5 separate regions of the Homo sapiens genome follow, and regions 2, 3, 4 and 5 are each linked to region 1. Evidence: chromatin contacts called from ENCODE Hi-C or POLR2A ChIA-PET data. All regions are on one chromosome and are shown on one strand. Each heading gives the region's core, a stretch centred on a gene start or an enhancer-like site at or near the end of the contact. The rest is flanking DNA. Distances are from core to core; before and after follow the strand shown.

Evidence for each region. Hi-C counts contacts between places; a loop is a spot of excess contacts on that map. ChIA-PET counts read pairs that join two places held with the same protein, here RNA polymerase II (POLR2A). Pooled maps may share reads with other maps.
Region 2: a loop to region 1 is called in a pooled map, with 4 times the contacts of the local background. The contact joins two enhancer-like sites. A Hi-C loop is called at or near these places in 1 of 37 single-sample maps with no recorded cell type and 2 of 50 pooled maps. POLR2A ChIA-PET finds 5 or more read pairs at or near these places in 1 of 52 experiments (OCI-LY7).
Region 3: a pooled map shows a loop between it and region 1 (3-fold over the local background). The contact joins two enhancer-like sites. A Hi-C loop is called at or near these places in 2 of 50 pooled maps. POLR2A ChIA-PET finds 5 or more read pairs at or near these places in 2 of 52 experiments (T-cell and WTC11).
Region 4: a loop to region 1 is called in a map with no recorded cell type, with 9 times the contacts of the local background. The contact joins two enhancer-like sites. A Hi-C loop is called at or near these places in 7 of 37 single-sample maps with no recorded cell type and 4 of 50 pooled maps. POLR2A ChIA-PET finds 5 or more read pairs at or near these places in 3 of 52 experiments (AG04449, BJ and OCI-LY7).
Region 5: a loop to region 1 is called in a pooled map, with 2.2 times the contacts of the local background. The contact joins two enhancer-like sites. A Hi-C loop is called at or near these places in 2 of 50 pooled maps. POLR2A ChIA-PET finds 5 or more read pairs at or near these places in 2 of 52 experiments (activated CD4-positive, alpha-beta T cell and activated T-cell).

The regions. Positions count from the first base shown.
Region 1 is chr21:35,189,282-35,191,981 of GRCh38, reverse strand. No RefSeq gene overlaps it. Among named protein-coding and RNA genes, the nearest start is that of RUNX1, 140 kb to the right of the region's middle. Within about 2 kb of position 1,426, at least 4 of the 41 ENCODE cell types and tissues checked have a DNase peak (open chromatin) inside an H3K27ac peak, as active enhancers do; they include OCI-LY7, where a contact is called at or near this core.
Region 2 is chr21:34,843,425-34,846,124 of GRCh38, reverse strand. The region is part of intron 6 of RUNX1 (RUNX family transcription factor 1); the gene reads left to right. All of the region lies in intron 1 of RUNX1-AS1 (RUNX1 antisense RNA 1), which reads right to left. Among named protein-coding and RNA genes, the nearest start is that of RUNX1-AS1, 8.5 kb to the right of the region's middle. Within about 2 kb of position 1,349, at least 20 of the 41 ENCODE cell types and tissues checked have a DNase peak (open chromatin) inside an H3K27ac peak, as active enhancers do.
Region 3 is chr21:34,910,082-34,912,781 of GRCh38, reverse strand. All of the region lies in intron 2 of RUNX1 (RUNX family transcription factor 1), which reads left to right. Among named protein-coding and RNA genes, the nearest start is that of RUNX1-AS1, 75 kb to the right of the region's middle. Within about 2 kb of position 1,286, at least 4 of the 41 ENCODE cell types and tissues checked have a DNase peak (open chromatin) inside an H3K27ac peak, as active enhancers do.
Region 4 is chr21:34,864,243-34,866,942 of GRCh38, reverse strand. All of the region lies in intron 5 of RUNX1 (RUNX family transcription factor 1), which reads left to right. All of the region lies in intron 1 of RUNX1-AS1 (RUNX1 antisense RNA 1), which reads right to left. Among named protein-coding and RNA genes, the nearest start is that of RUNX1-AS1, 29 kb to the right of the region's middle. RefSeq lists enhancers at 684-963, 1,004-1,173, 444-1,643. Within about 2 kb of position 1,287, at least 17 of the 41 ENCODE cell types and tissues checked have a DNase peak (open chromatin) inside an H3K27ac peak, as active enhancers do; they include OCI-LY7, where a contact is called at or near this core.
Region 5 is chr21:34,932,897-34,935,596 of GRCh38, reverse strand. The region is part of intron 2 of RUNX1 (RUNX family transcription factor 1); the gene reads left to right. Among named protein-coding and RNA genes, the nearest start is that of RUNX1-AS1, 98 kb to the right of the region's middle. Within about 2 kb of position 1,421, at least 5 of the 41 ENCODE cell types and tissues checked have a DNase peak (open chromatin) inside an H3K27ac peak, as active enhancers do.

The DNA of each region.
Region 1 (2,700 bases), core at 177-2,676:
AAATTCTTAATGTTTTTTGCAGAAGTCAGCAATTTGGCAGATCCTATGTGAGAGAACTAAACAGTTTCATAAGCTATCCAGGTGTCTCTCTCAGAATTACTCCTCAAAATGTTTTTTAAAAACATTATTCTGGAAAAGCATTGATTATGTAAGAAATGTACTGACTGACAGATATTTTACTCCTGCTTACATTATGATCTTTGTTGAACATATGAAGGCTTTTAGGAACTATTTCAATTTCTCTGAAAACATAGTATCATGTAGTTGTAAGTGGTAATAAAAATAATGATAGAAGCTAAAAACAAGCATGTCTTATGTCCTTGGCATAATATCAAGTGGATTTATTTGCATTATTTTATTTAATTCTCACATCCCCCAAAAATCAAAAAACCTAAAGCAAATGCTTTTATTCTTTCCATTTTAAGGATGAAGAAATTGAAGCTCAGAGGTAAGTGAGTAGAGGGTCAATTTGATGGCTTGTTGATGTCATCAAAAATCTGTGCTGTGTCTCTTGTTCTGCACAGAATCCTCAGGTCACAAGATAGAATTAATTGTTACGGAGGTCACTTGTAGGCACAGCAACAGCTGGCCGGAGAAGGGAGACACGTCCTTCCAGGCAGGGCTTTGTAATTAGAGAAGAAAACCTTTTCCAAAGTGCTCGAGATGCCTGCCTTCAGGTCCCAGTCCACAGCCAATACTCATAGCCCAGCTGCATGGGGGCTGATACATCTACTCTCTGATATTTTGGGACGCTGGTGGAGGGGAGCTTTCTGAGCAAGGAGATGTGTGGAGGTAGAAAAGCGTTGAGTGTAGACAACCCACATGGCTTACCACCCTACTAACTCCTTCATGCTTATACAGTTTAACTAATAGAAATCAAAATTTCATGAGTACTTATGTTTCCTGAATGACAATATGTAAGGCAAATAGAGCAAACATTGTGCTCTAATTTAAATGAATTATACCCAGACAGATATATTTATTTATTTGACTCTAAATAAGCAATGCTAAAGAATTTTAATTGAGAGATTGATTAAATGAAAAAGTACCCCTAGATAGAACAAAGCCAAATATGTCTCATATTTGTCAAAACTAATTGGCATTAAGATATTTACCTGTCTGGTGAAATTGTGTTTGGACTTGGGTGTCTTTTAATCTAATTTCTATCTTCCCTTACCTTCCTGTGGGCCAGAAGTCCCATGGTTGTCTGGCAAAAGTTTAACTGGACAAAGATAACTACATCAGCAATGTTGTTGAGCTCTCCCAAATCAAATGAATTGGAAGACTCCCCAGTGATGCTTAAAACTCAGCATAGAATGTCTTTATGTGAACCAGAACTTCATTTGACCTTTGCTAGCTTGAGATCAGTAGCAGCAGCCAGGAGACAATGACTCATTTCTGAATCAACCAGGATAATTTTCACACCTGTCTTAAAAAGCTTTGCCCCAGGAGTCCAGAGTCCCAGGGAAAAGACACTCTGTCTATTTCTAAAAGCCCTTCAAAGGAAACAGGGGCCACACTTACAGCCTAAGGGGCATTCGTTCTATTGAAAGAATGGGGTTACAGCATTGTGCCAGACCCCATGGCTACCATGGTTGGCAAAAATGTATTAACATATCCAAACACCAAAATCACCTCCAAGTAGTAGACAGGGCTATGCTGAAACCAAAGTTTAAAAAGGAAATTTGGGCAGTGTGCTGTGACTCGCACCTATAATTACAGCTACTTGGGAGGCTGAGGCACGAGTTGCAACGAGCTGAGATCGTGCCACTGCACTTCAGCCTGGGTGATGGAATGAGACTCTGTCTCAAAAAAAAAAAAATTGCTCCAAGTATAATTTGAAACACTAAGTATTAATCTATCTACCTATCTACCCATCTGTCATCTATGTTTCTATGAATATAACTACGTACTATCTGTATATATCTGCACTTTCCTATAATACAGATATATCATGATGGCTGTTTTAGAAAGGGTATTGTGTTTTTGAAATATTTTATACCTAAAAATATCTTTTAAACGTTTAGGGTGTGTATGAACACACAGACAGGTTATTATTTACATCCTCGTAATGCCGATTTGTCTTCCAGAAACTGTGAACAGCAATTCATTTTAAAGTTACTTTGGTATTTGGAGATGAACAGCTTGGTTATTCTTTGTTCCCTATCAAGCATCTGTCAAACTCAAGGATGAAACAGAGTGTTTTGTGTGTTTGTGAGCAGTTCTCCTGAAGTCACATGATTTTTTTCTTTTGGTAGCCCTTTCTGTATTAGTAAATATGTAAATGTATCCCCCACATGGAGCTTTCAACTGTGAAATTAACCTATCCCCAAGGCTTCTTTGAGTAAGACCAGGTGGTTCATACTATTTCCCTTCTAACTACAGCAAGAATCCCCTAGGGAAGAAGAGAGGAAGTGAGATTTTTGACATTTGTGCCGTGAAAAAGTGTCAATAGGTAATCTGAAAATGTCCAGAGGCATTCTACCAAAAGCCAGTGAAAATGATCTAATAAGTACTAACTTTTTAACTGTTAATTTGTGTAATACAACACTCATCTCTCTTTCTTGCTTAAAACAGAAAGCTCCCCCGCTCCCTTCTCGCATTTAAACTACAGTTATCAAAGGTTTAACGATTTCACCATTGGACATAGTTCAAACAGTACAGGCAGGAAAGAATGTTCAGCTGTCAGGGAACCAGCGC
Region 2 (2,700 bases), core at 100-2,599, 350 kb after region 1:
TCAGAGACCTTGGTGTTAATTCCTCAGCCAACTAAAAAAAGATGGTGTGAGTTCTGTTGACTTAATTGTTGGAGTGTTTCTGAGTGGGGCCGCCTCCCTCCTCTGCCTCCTCACAGTATTATGGGCTATTCTGCATTACCTGCCCTACCTATCTTCATAATCTAGCCGCAAACAGCTTTGGTTGACCACACCACTTCCCTATTGAAAGTTAATACTGTTTGACTCATTCTGTGTTACTAACCTGAAGCCAAAGAAAACAAGGCAGAGAATAACTGGCTTGTGTGGAGTTTGGAAAGCTCTTGGAGGCCCTGCTTTCAAAATCCTATACAGTAGCTTTACTATATCTCTCCGCTGCAGCTGCTGAGAAAATGAAGGAAGCAGAAGTGGTTAAAAAAAAAAGTTGGGGGTGGGGAAGAGACTGGGAAGGGAGTGGGGCGGGGTCCCCCTCCGGCTGGGAAAAGACAGGGTAATCTGCGGCAGTTTATGAGGGCTGTCTCCCTGAGCTGAGGTCTTGCTTTCACACACCAGAGTGTTCACACAGAAGAGGGACTGTTGAAGGAGTTAAAAGGAGAGGAAAGTTCAAAACAGTTGTTGAAAAGGCAGCTCTCCTATTGCCTGCGTAACACAGAGGAGCTGGGAGGCTGGTCTCACCAGGCCAGGCAGCCATAGGCAGAGACTCAAGGTAGACAGGCCAGGGGGAAGTTGTGTACCTTTCGAATCGGGAAAGGATTGAGGAGGGGGAATGTTGCCGGACAGAAGGCTGTCCTGGGCGTCCATCCTTGCCCTCCATCCCTGTCTCCATCCCTGGCAAGGATGGAACCTTCCCTTCCTTCATTTCCTAACTGGCTCAAATGTGGTCACCAAGGTGAATAGGAGGCACTAGTGTCTTGGAATAAACAGAACTTTCCCTCCCAATGTTACCTGGCAGACAGTGGGACCAGCATCTTCATCACCATGCTGTGCTCTGTGGGAGTCTAGGCAAACAGCCACTTGCCCATTCAGGTAACTTTAGAAGAGGTCTCCCTCCTCACAGATGCCCTTCTCAGCAGGTGGCTGCTTCTGGCACGTGGACAACAGTGCATAGAAGTGAGCCTGATGCCTGAATGAGGCTGTCATGACACAAACAACCGGAAGCCTTATTTGTGAGGGAGGGTCAACGTTCTGTTCAAAACAACTTGCTGCGGTTGGCTTTTGTACTAGTGAGTACTCAGGAGCTGTGAGTGGCCAGGGTACCCTGTCCTTCTGTACCAGCCAGGACCTGCTCAGCCATCTGTCCAAGGGCTTTGCAAGGCCAGCCTAGAACCTCAGTTGGCGTCTGTGACAGGAGAGAGCGTCAGAGTCAGATGCTGTTCCCCTGCTGTTGGGAAAGTCCCCGAGGCCCAGGGGGCAGGGCTTTTAGAAATAGGAGGGAATTTCCTTCCCTCTTTTTAGAAGTACAGAGGAGGAGAGATCATCCTCCACACTGCTGGATGAGCATTCCAGAATAAATCTAGTCCAGGAAAGGGGCTCACTCATTCATTCATTCACTCACTCACTCATTCATTTATTTGTCCAGCATTTATGGAGGCATCACCCAACCTTGGAAGGGCCCTGCCTTTACCTCGGTCCTGTCCAAACATGCTCAGTGTCTCTGCCCATTATGTATGAGATCTGCTGCTGCGGGAGGGGAACTGAGATTCCTGCAGGGAGGTTAGGAGGCCAGTGTGGAGAGCCTCAGTGCTGGTAACATGCTCACGCAAGCAGTGTGTGTGCGCCTCCTGGATCTTCTTCTCCTGGCCCCCAGGTCTTGCCTGTCTACCCCAGGACTAGCCCTGCTGATGCCTGAACTCCAAAGCCATGTCAGAAGCTCCAGGCAGCGTTCTGTGAGTCAGTGCTCATATCTCCATAGTGCGCCACCCGCCACCAATACTTTCTTTCTCTTCTGCAAGTCGCCTTCTCTTTAGAGTCTGTCCCTGGGCAGGAGCTACTCTGATCAACAAATCCATGTCACTGGTGGTTACCACTCTCTGGTTACTTTTCAGTTACGCTGTAACTGGGGGTTTCCTTGAGATAAGACCTTAACCTAGGGAGGGTTGCTAATATTTGGGATTATAGGCTGGTAGAAGAAGAAAAACCTTGAATTTGGGAGCTGTCTGCACCCTTCTTAAGAAACTGCCTCCACTTCCCCCACAGAGGGCTACCTCTGGTCAAGAGCAAAAGCCAGCAGGTGGCTTCTCTGCCCTGAGCTCAAGTTACCTCCTTAGTCACCAGACAGAAATGGACAGTGAGCCCTGGCGACCGGGGATGGCAGATTTAGATTTTGAGTGCTCTGCTTTTAGGAGAGGCCCGAGTCTCATGTGAGTGGGCGAAAAACTCCACTGCTCGTGGCAATGAGCCCTGGACTCAGGGAGCAGAGTTTTGTTTGGGTTTTTGTCCCGTGAGTCTTGGGCGCATGGTGCAGGGGGGCTGGGGAGGGGCAGGCCTGTGTGCGTCTCTGGCTTGAAGTTGTATTGGTTGTTGATCTTGCCTTGGCGTTGGCCAGCCTTTCCTGTCCATTGACTGTTGCTTGCTACACTTGTCTTGGCCCATGTCCTGAGGGCGATCACAGAACGGTGTGTGTGTGTGAGTGGATGTATGGATGTGTGATGGATGTATATGTATGTATGTGTATATGTGTGTATGTCAGTATGTGTGTATGTTTGTATATATGTGTCCCCATGT
Region 3 (2,700 bases), core at 37-2,536, 280 kb after region 1:
TCATCACACATGTCCTGTATATCTGGAAACAATTACGTGACTGATCCGGAGTTTCAGGTATGCATCAGATGTGTGCTTTCCAAATGCCTGCATCTCAAAGACTAGGAAGGCAATGGGAACAGTCTTCTGAGGGTGTAAAAAGAGGGACCCAGGCTGGGGCAATGGGACTGAGGGGACTATATAGATGAGTCTTCCTTGCTGTGTTTCTGTAGTTTTGACTTGGCCAGAAATGTTTTCCATCGGAATGAGAAAAACCATATATTTGCATAACCAAAACATCGGTGCAATATGTTAAGCAGAGGCCTCCTCGACCTACTGGCCAGTTGTGGTTGCCACTATGCCAGAAACTCAGAAGTGGTTGCTTAGGTTGTTGACCGCAGCAACCTCTAAAGCCCTCAGGGCACCCAAGAGTATCGCAAAACAGAGAGGACGGGTGATGGAGATTTCCCAGGCTTCTAGCCTTACTGCCACCCAGTGATAGAAGAGTAAGTAGCAAAGGAAAATATTTTTTCACCACTCAATGCCTGGCAGTCATCATCTCCTTGCTCTGAGATCTAGGATGCCTCAGGGTACGTAGGCTGGAGGAGGTGGCAGCTACAGTTCATTGTCATCGATTGATTCATTCATTCTTAAGAAGTGTCTGTTGACTATCTACTCAGTTCCAAGCACTTTTCTTGATGCTGGGCAGTGAACAGGACAAAACTTATCCTTCACTCCATCCACTCCCTCTGTCACTTGGAGGATGGACAACAAATACATAAACACAGAAATCAAATAAGACAAATGCAATGGTGAAAAGAAACCCGTGCATGTGACATGATAGTTGTGATGGTTCAGGGGTAGGGAGCGGGGTTACTTTACCCATTACTTTAGTAGATGACGGTTGAGCAGCCATGGGGAAAACTGGGGGAGTTTAGAGACAGGAAAGTGGTCCAGGCAGAAGGAAAGCCCCTGAAAAGGTCCTGAGGCAGAAAAAGCTTGGCGCGTCTGTGAGACAGACAGAGGCTATGGCAGAGCAAGCCGAGGGAGACAGGTGCTCCCAGGTCTAGGTGATGGGCTGGGCTGGTTTCCTCCAGGGCCTGGAATTCTGAGTGCCCTGGAAAGCCGTCAAGGAGTTTGGGTGGAGGAGAGACACAATCTAATGTGTATCACTCTCTGGCTGCTTTACTGGAGTGGGGCAAGGGCAGAGCTGGAAGGATGGCCAGGGGTTCACTGCAGTGTGGGGAGGAGACATTCGCTGCCCAGGAGGGTTGGCTGCAGAGGCTGTTCCTCTTTTCTCCCAGCCACAAACTCCAACCCTGAGCAGACTGCAGAGGGTTCCTCTATCTGAGTATGGGTTCAAATGCAGCTGTCAGGCACCTTGGTGGATCTCCCATTCCTCTGTCCTCATGTATGTAAGATCTCCCTCCCAGGGTTGCTATCTATGAGATGTCTGGTAATAGACGCAGGTGGCAGCTGTTGTTAATATCACCTTTGTTCCTTACCTGATCCCAATAAATGTATTGTCGACATTGATTTTCATCAACCTTTATTCAGCAAATATTTGTTAAGCACCTACTCTTCTTCTCCTGGGTCCTGTACCACCACTAGAAGCAGCTGTATGATGCATATCAGGAAGAGACCCCTTCCCACCTAATGGGATAGCTCGTCCTGCCCCCAGTGAACTCCAAAAAATGCTTTCTGTGCCCTCTTTGCAGGCCTTTTACTGAAATATTATGCGATATTTAAATAAAACATCAGTATGAGCTAATTGGAAGGCTGAGGCAGGAGGATCACCTTGAAGCCAGAAGTTCACAGCCAGCTGGGGCAAATAAGGAGACCTCATGTCTAAAAATGTTTAAAAATTAGTGGGGTGTGGTGGCGTGTGTCTGTAGTCCTAGCTACTTGGGAGGTTGAGGTGGGAGGAGCCCTTGAACCCAGGAGCTGGAGCCTGCGGTGAGCCACTGCACTCCAGCCTGGGCAACAGAGTGAGACCTTGTTTCAAAAAAAAAAAGAACAACAATAACATAACGACAAAAAATACAAAACACCAGCATTTGCATTCAGAGTCCTGACTGGAAGCATGTGATTCAGGAGCAAGCCCGCCCTGGACATGGTCCTGGCCTGGATGAGGACTGAGGCTGGCATCCACTCACAGGGCAGCACCTGGACCCTGTCCAGCATCTGAAGAGGGCTTCATCTGGCACAGAACAATTGCAGGGTTTCACTGGGGAAGAGCGAGGCTTTCTGTCTCACCCTCATGTCCAGGGCTGGTGACAGAGAGGACAAAGGGCAACCGACAGTGGCTTTTGCCTCTGCATTTAGCTTTCATTATACAGTTCTTGACTTCAGAAAGACAGTTCATTTGTTTCTTAGTTCCCAGAAGCCAAAATGAATTCTGTACCAGAAAAAAAAAAAACAGTTCTGAAAATTATCTTCATTGCTGGAGTTTCTATCAGGAAATTACCAAAAGGAGAAAAATAGGACCTGGGAGAGTCCTGAGTGCTCCAGCCAGTGAGGAGAAGGTGGAGAAAGCAAGAGAAGTTGGAGCCCTTTGCTGGCTTGCCAGAGACTGGGAGCCACATGGATGTGGTTTCCCTGCAACAGAAGGCTAAGGGTGAGCTGCAAAGTCTGAGAACCCACTGGGAAGACAGCACTGAACTAGGAATATGGCGAGTGTTCCAGCTGGTTTGTAGAAGCTGACTTCAGAGCCAATTTATG
Region 4 (2,700 bases), core at 38-2,537, 320 kb after region 1:
AAACAAATGCCATTTCCATGGAAAACTGAGTTCTATATTCTAAGGACCTGATTTTCAGTCTGACTTTTGAGGGTAGTCCTGGTGCCAGTAGCTTAGGCCTCAAGTCTGCATTTTGCATGTGTGATGTGAGTGCGATTGGATCAAGCAATCTGCAAATACAGGCACTTTGCACACAAGTATATACAGTACGCCGACATCTTAATTCAATTCAGCATGGAGAATCAGGAAATTATGTGCAAGTTGAAGGATTTGTATCCCGTCCAGAAATCCCCAAATAAATTAATTATACAACTCCACTGTCAAAAATAGTGGCAAATGTTTGGGTAAGGAAATGGAAGAGGAGCATAAGCATGAATTTTGGCTGTTAGGTTGTTCCAGTGGAAAAGTGAGAAATCAAAATTAAAAATACTTCATAAAAAATACTCCAAATGCAGACTACTCCTGGAATCCGAGGGTACGTTAATTTTTATACTTAGTTATCCGCAATTAAAATTAGACCCAAAGCCATCTATTGTAAAAGGAGAAATCTCCCTGCAACCTTTCAGGATCTTGTGGGATTTCCTGAATTTGCAAAGAGCAGAACCTGAGCCTTCACTGACTCTCTTGGTTTTTAAAAGCTGCGATGTTTTTCTTTTATTTTTCCTTTCTCACTCTTTGGGCGTTTCAAGACTCTGGGCACAACTGGCTTTCCTGCAGACAAACACAAGAGTGAAAAATGTTGCGATTGTGTTTCCTAAGGACTCTGAGCCCCCAGGGCAGACGGCTCCTTTGTGTCTGCAGCCTTCCTTTGCGTGACAAAGGGCAAGTTTCACATCCCCTGAAACTGTCCCCAAAAGAAGAAGATGACTCATGCTTACAGACCTACACTAAGGAGAGTGACAGGAACAGAGTCTGCTGCAGAGCCAACTCAGGTAGACCGGGGATACCTGCAAACTAGACCTGAGGAGGCCGAGTCACAACAGGAGTCGGGGCTCGCCCGTCAGACACGGGGTGTTATAGGAGGATTCTGCTCTGATGTGGCCTGGATGCACTTTTAAATATGTTCTTCACACCTAGGCAAGAAATGACCCCGAGCTGCATGTCTTTTTGCTTTGTAATCTCCTTGCCACCCTCAGCTCTTTGGGGAGCAGTGTGCACATTTGAAGCAATCCTGAGGTTTAGCCACTTCCCAGATGTGGTGAGGAAGTGGAGAGTGCGCTGGGCCATGCGGAACTGCAGGTTCCAGCCGTGGCTTTATTTGACCACAATTGGCTGTCAGAGTTCACCAGCCCCAGGGCCGCCAACGTCAAGACTAATCAAGCCTAGACCTGGGGCCTCCCCGCTGACTGGCCCTGGGGAGTGTGTCATGGCAGCGAGTGTCCAGGAAGACTCACCCCTTGACCTTCTTCCCAACTAAATAAAGCAGTTAGTATTTTGCCCTGGCATTTGGATGGACACACTGGCGTCGAGGGAGACAACACATGTTGCAGTGAGGAGCACTGGCCTGGCTTGTTTACATAGCATATCAGCCACTCACAGTTGTGCCTTACAAAGGTCGCCAGCTGGCGGGGCAGGAGTGAACTTGAACTTGAAGTTCAAGTTGCGTTTAGGCCTGGTAGCAGCCCCATCACCTGCTGAACACACACACACACACACACACACACACACACACACACACACACACGCACAAAACCCCTCCTCATGTCAGACGTCAGTGCCTACTTCATCCCCAGCTCCTTCTTACGGGATCTGTCACAGCTCTGGTCTTTGTGGAATCACCTTTATCATGTCTTTAATGATCATTCCACTGACATTTACTGAGACCTTTCCCTGTGCTCTGCTTGTATATTCAGCATTCCATTTAACCTGCAGAACAATGCTACGAGATGGAATGACTGTTATTAACCCCCTTTTACAGATGACAAAGCTGAGGCCCCAGAGAGGTCAAGTAACTTGCCTGAGGTCACACAGCTAGCAAGTGGCAGAGCGAGGTTTTGAACCTAAGTAGGTTGCCTTGAGAGTCCACACTGAATGAATCACCACTGTGTTTCCACCTTCATGGGATTTTATATGGAATTCTTCTCTCTCACTGCTTCCAAGCCTACATCAAGACAAACCTCATCTGCCCTGTTGTTTTTTGTTCTCACCTTCTTATTCAGTATGAGTGTCGTTTGGTGCTTCTAATGGTCTTCTAATGGTCCTCCTGGAACCCAAGCCCTGGCTGGAACTGATGCTGCTGTGGTGGTCAGGGTTCAGTGAGCAGGAGGAAGGACTTGGTGTTTACCCCTTGTTTACCCCTTTCCTTGGCTTCCTTCCATGCAGGCCACCCTGTGACCCCGTGGTGGCCCCCTCTGGAACCAAGAGCTGCCGACTTCCAGCAGCACACACAGGATCAGTGCTGGGGCCATCTGTGCACTGACCAAAGCCTCTGCTGGCCTCACCAGACCAAGGCCAGTGAGTGCTTCAGGGAGCCTTGGATCCTCCAGGCTGCCAACAGAAACACCGGCCCTCTCGGCAGCAGCCCCATCCTTCCACCCCTGCACTGGGTCCTGAAAAGCCCATTTTGGGGCCGTTGCTATTTAGCCAACCTGCCCTCCCTTGCTCTCCTGTGATTTCTCACTATTCCGGCTGCAGCTCGCTGGGAGAAACACTTGAGAGTCTTTTGTGCTCCACACCCATGTACTTAAAATACCAGGCCTATAGGTCATTTCAATGAGGGAA
Region 5 (2,700 bases), core at 172-2,671, 260 kb after region 1:
TACAAAAAAAAAAAGTGTCTCAACTTGTTCACTGAAGGGCTAGCTCAACTATTATTGTCATTCACAGCAATCATATTCTTACCACAATACTAAAATTCCTGAACCCGAGAGTTTTGTTGAATATGTTCAAAGTCATATTTAAACATTATTTCATTTCTTTCTTCAACTTCCATATACCGTATGTGTTTGTGAAGGTATTATCTGTGTAAAAAATCAGAAACTAAGAAACCAGGCACTTGACTCTTAGGATGTTTGGATATCAGAGTCAGGATTTAAACCAAGGTTTAAGTCCAACCACATCCCAGTTAGGAATCAGCAATGCTATGACTCCGTGAAGGAAATCATGGCAGTGGAAGGAGAGCTCACAGCTGTAGGACCCATTTCTCGGTTGTCTTCAGGCTCCCAAAGAACACATCAACTAGAATCAGCTAACGCATGAGTGACAGATTATTTTCATTATAGAAGTGTATTTCTATTTGCTCTCTAAGCCTCTTTATTAATTTCACTCTTCAAAACATATACCACTGGGTTAAGAATTCATTAAATGTAAAGATGTCACATTTTGAATCATCAAATGTAGAATAAAGACAGAATCAAAAACATGAAAAAATAATAGCAGTAAGGGAGAGAGAGGGAAAATGAATATGGGGAAGTCTAAAAAATGAAAAAGGGGAAAAATGAAGGAATATGCCTGCTGTTTCCTAATGAGTAGCTGAAAGTCTTCAACCTATGAAGCCTCCTGGATCATCTGCCAATTGTTCAACACAACTCCCACCCCTGCCTTCATCCTCTTTCCCTGATTCACACCCTCATGGCCTCTTTTCATTACAGTCAAGGTCCATCCCAGCTTTGACCTCATGAATCCATTATGCCCTCCTCTGTTACTGCTAGACCTGCAGACCCAGTGTCCACAAAGATGCTCCTATATTCTTTATTCCTGCTTCTCTGGAATGGTTTTAATGCCCCCTAAAGCACCAGCATGTGAATCGACCTTTGTGTTCATATCATGGAGTCCTCTTAGCTCCTTGGTGCCTCCAAGGCCAAGCTTCCATCACCTGCCAAGACACAGCGAGCTGGACCAATATTTGTGTGGCAGGTTGGGTGTGACATGAATGTCAAAGCCACCCTGAATTGAGGGATTCTGCTCCCCTTTGTTGAACTTCCTTTGGGTGGTAAGCCAGACATTGTCATTCAGCAAACATGGTTTCAATAAATATCTAGATGCAATCAAGAGAAACATGAAAATGACATGGCCTCAGTCCTCCAAGAGTTCAAATCTAACAGAAGGGACAAAAAGTGTCTTAGCCTAAGATGATTAAAAAAAAATTAAAAAAAAACTTGACTCAAAAGCTTATATGCTTTTTGGGGTGGGGCAACAGGGTGTACAGTCCCAAGGAAGTAAAAGTGAAAGCAAAAGAAAAGGCACAGAGCTAGTCACAGCTCATGAGAAACTTAGCTAAGCCTTTGCTCTCTCAGGACATACACAGAAAAGCTGTACGAATCTGCTGTGTCTTAGAACAAAGGCAAGCAACTTATCTGCTGGATTCTCCCTATCCACTGCCTCTCATTGATCAAAAGTTCACCCAATACAGTATTAATTCCCCCTGCACTTGCAAGTTGTTACCTGGAACCCCCAGGTAGCCACTGGGAAATCCAAGCATCTCTAAGTTCTGGCCAAGTAGCACATAGGTACAGCTGACTCCTCTTGTCAGTGAGCATCACACATGGGAATTCTTTGGTCTGTGATGGCAATAGCAGCAGCTGTGGCTTTATGACAGTATCCTTTGCCCCATTTCCAAGGCCACCCAGACCCAGAAGCAAGACAAACTCCCAGGCACTGAGCCAGGAAGGTCTGGAGTGGTGCGTGAACGGGGTCCATCACACCAGTGAGTTCAGTGCAGTGTACTGCATGCCCAGCCAACCCAAAGACCAAGGCAAGACCTAGGAACTTTTTATTTCAAAAGGAACATAGGTCTTGAAAATACTCTACTTTCAGCTACTATACGTCGAACACAGTAAAACAACAGTATTTGTTCCCTTTTCTGGTAATAAATCCTAATGACTCCAGCTTGCCAGAAGTCATAAAAAAAACATCAAAACTTGCTGAAGGATTGATAACATCCCACCACTCATAAAATGTCAGATGTTGGATTCATTGTTAGTGACCTAAAACATTAGAAACTTAGATTCAATGGAAAATAAGTGTAAACACATCAGAGCAACACAGCCTAGCTCTGGATGTAATTTGACCTAGTTATGTAGACATTTGGAAACACTGGCTTCTACCTGAGGGGCTACTTGTAGCATGTAACAAGGACGCATCTCACAGTACTCATGCACTAACAGCTCTGCAGAAGGGCACTGAAGGTTGAGGAAGAGGTGTTTAGTTTGAAACAAGTCCACCATCGAGATGTTCCCAACCACTAATTTTCCAAGATAAACTGTTATGTCCTGTGTGTATAGCTTTGCAATCCTGATTAAAGCCAACAGCTTTGGGTGAACACACACCACATTATACCCATATCTGTCCCACAATTTTTGTGCAAACTCTCTTAATACCACTTCAAAAGCATGTGATCATTATGCACACGTACATGTACGTACTAAAGTGAGAAATAGGAGTAGAAGTGAATGCATAAAAGAGGATGCACATGCAATAAGAAGAGAGATGGGTATAATGTAGGACAGACTGGCTAATTG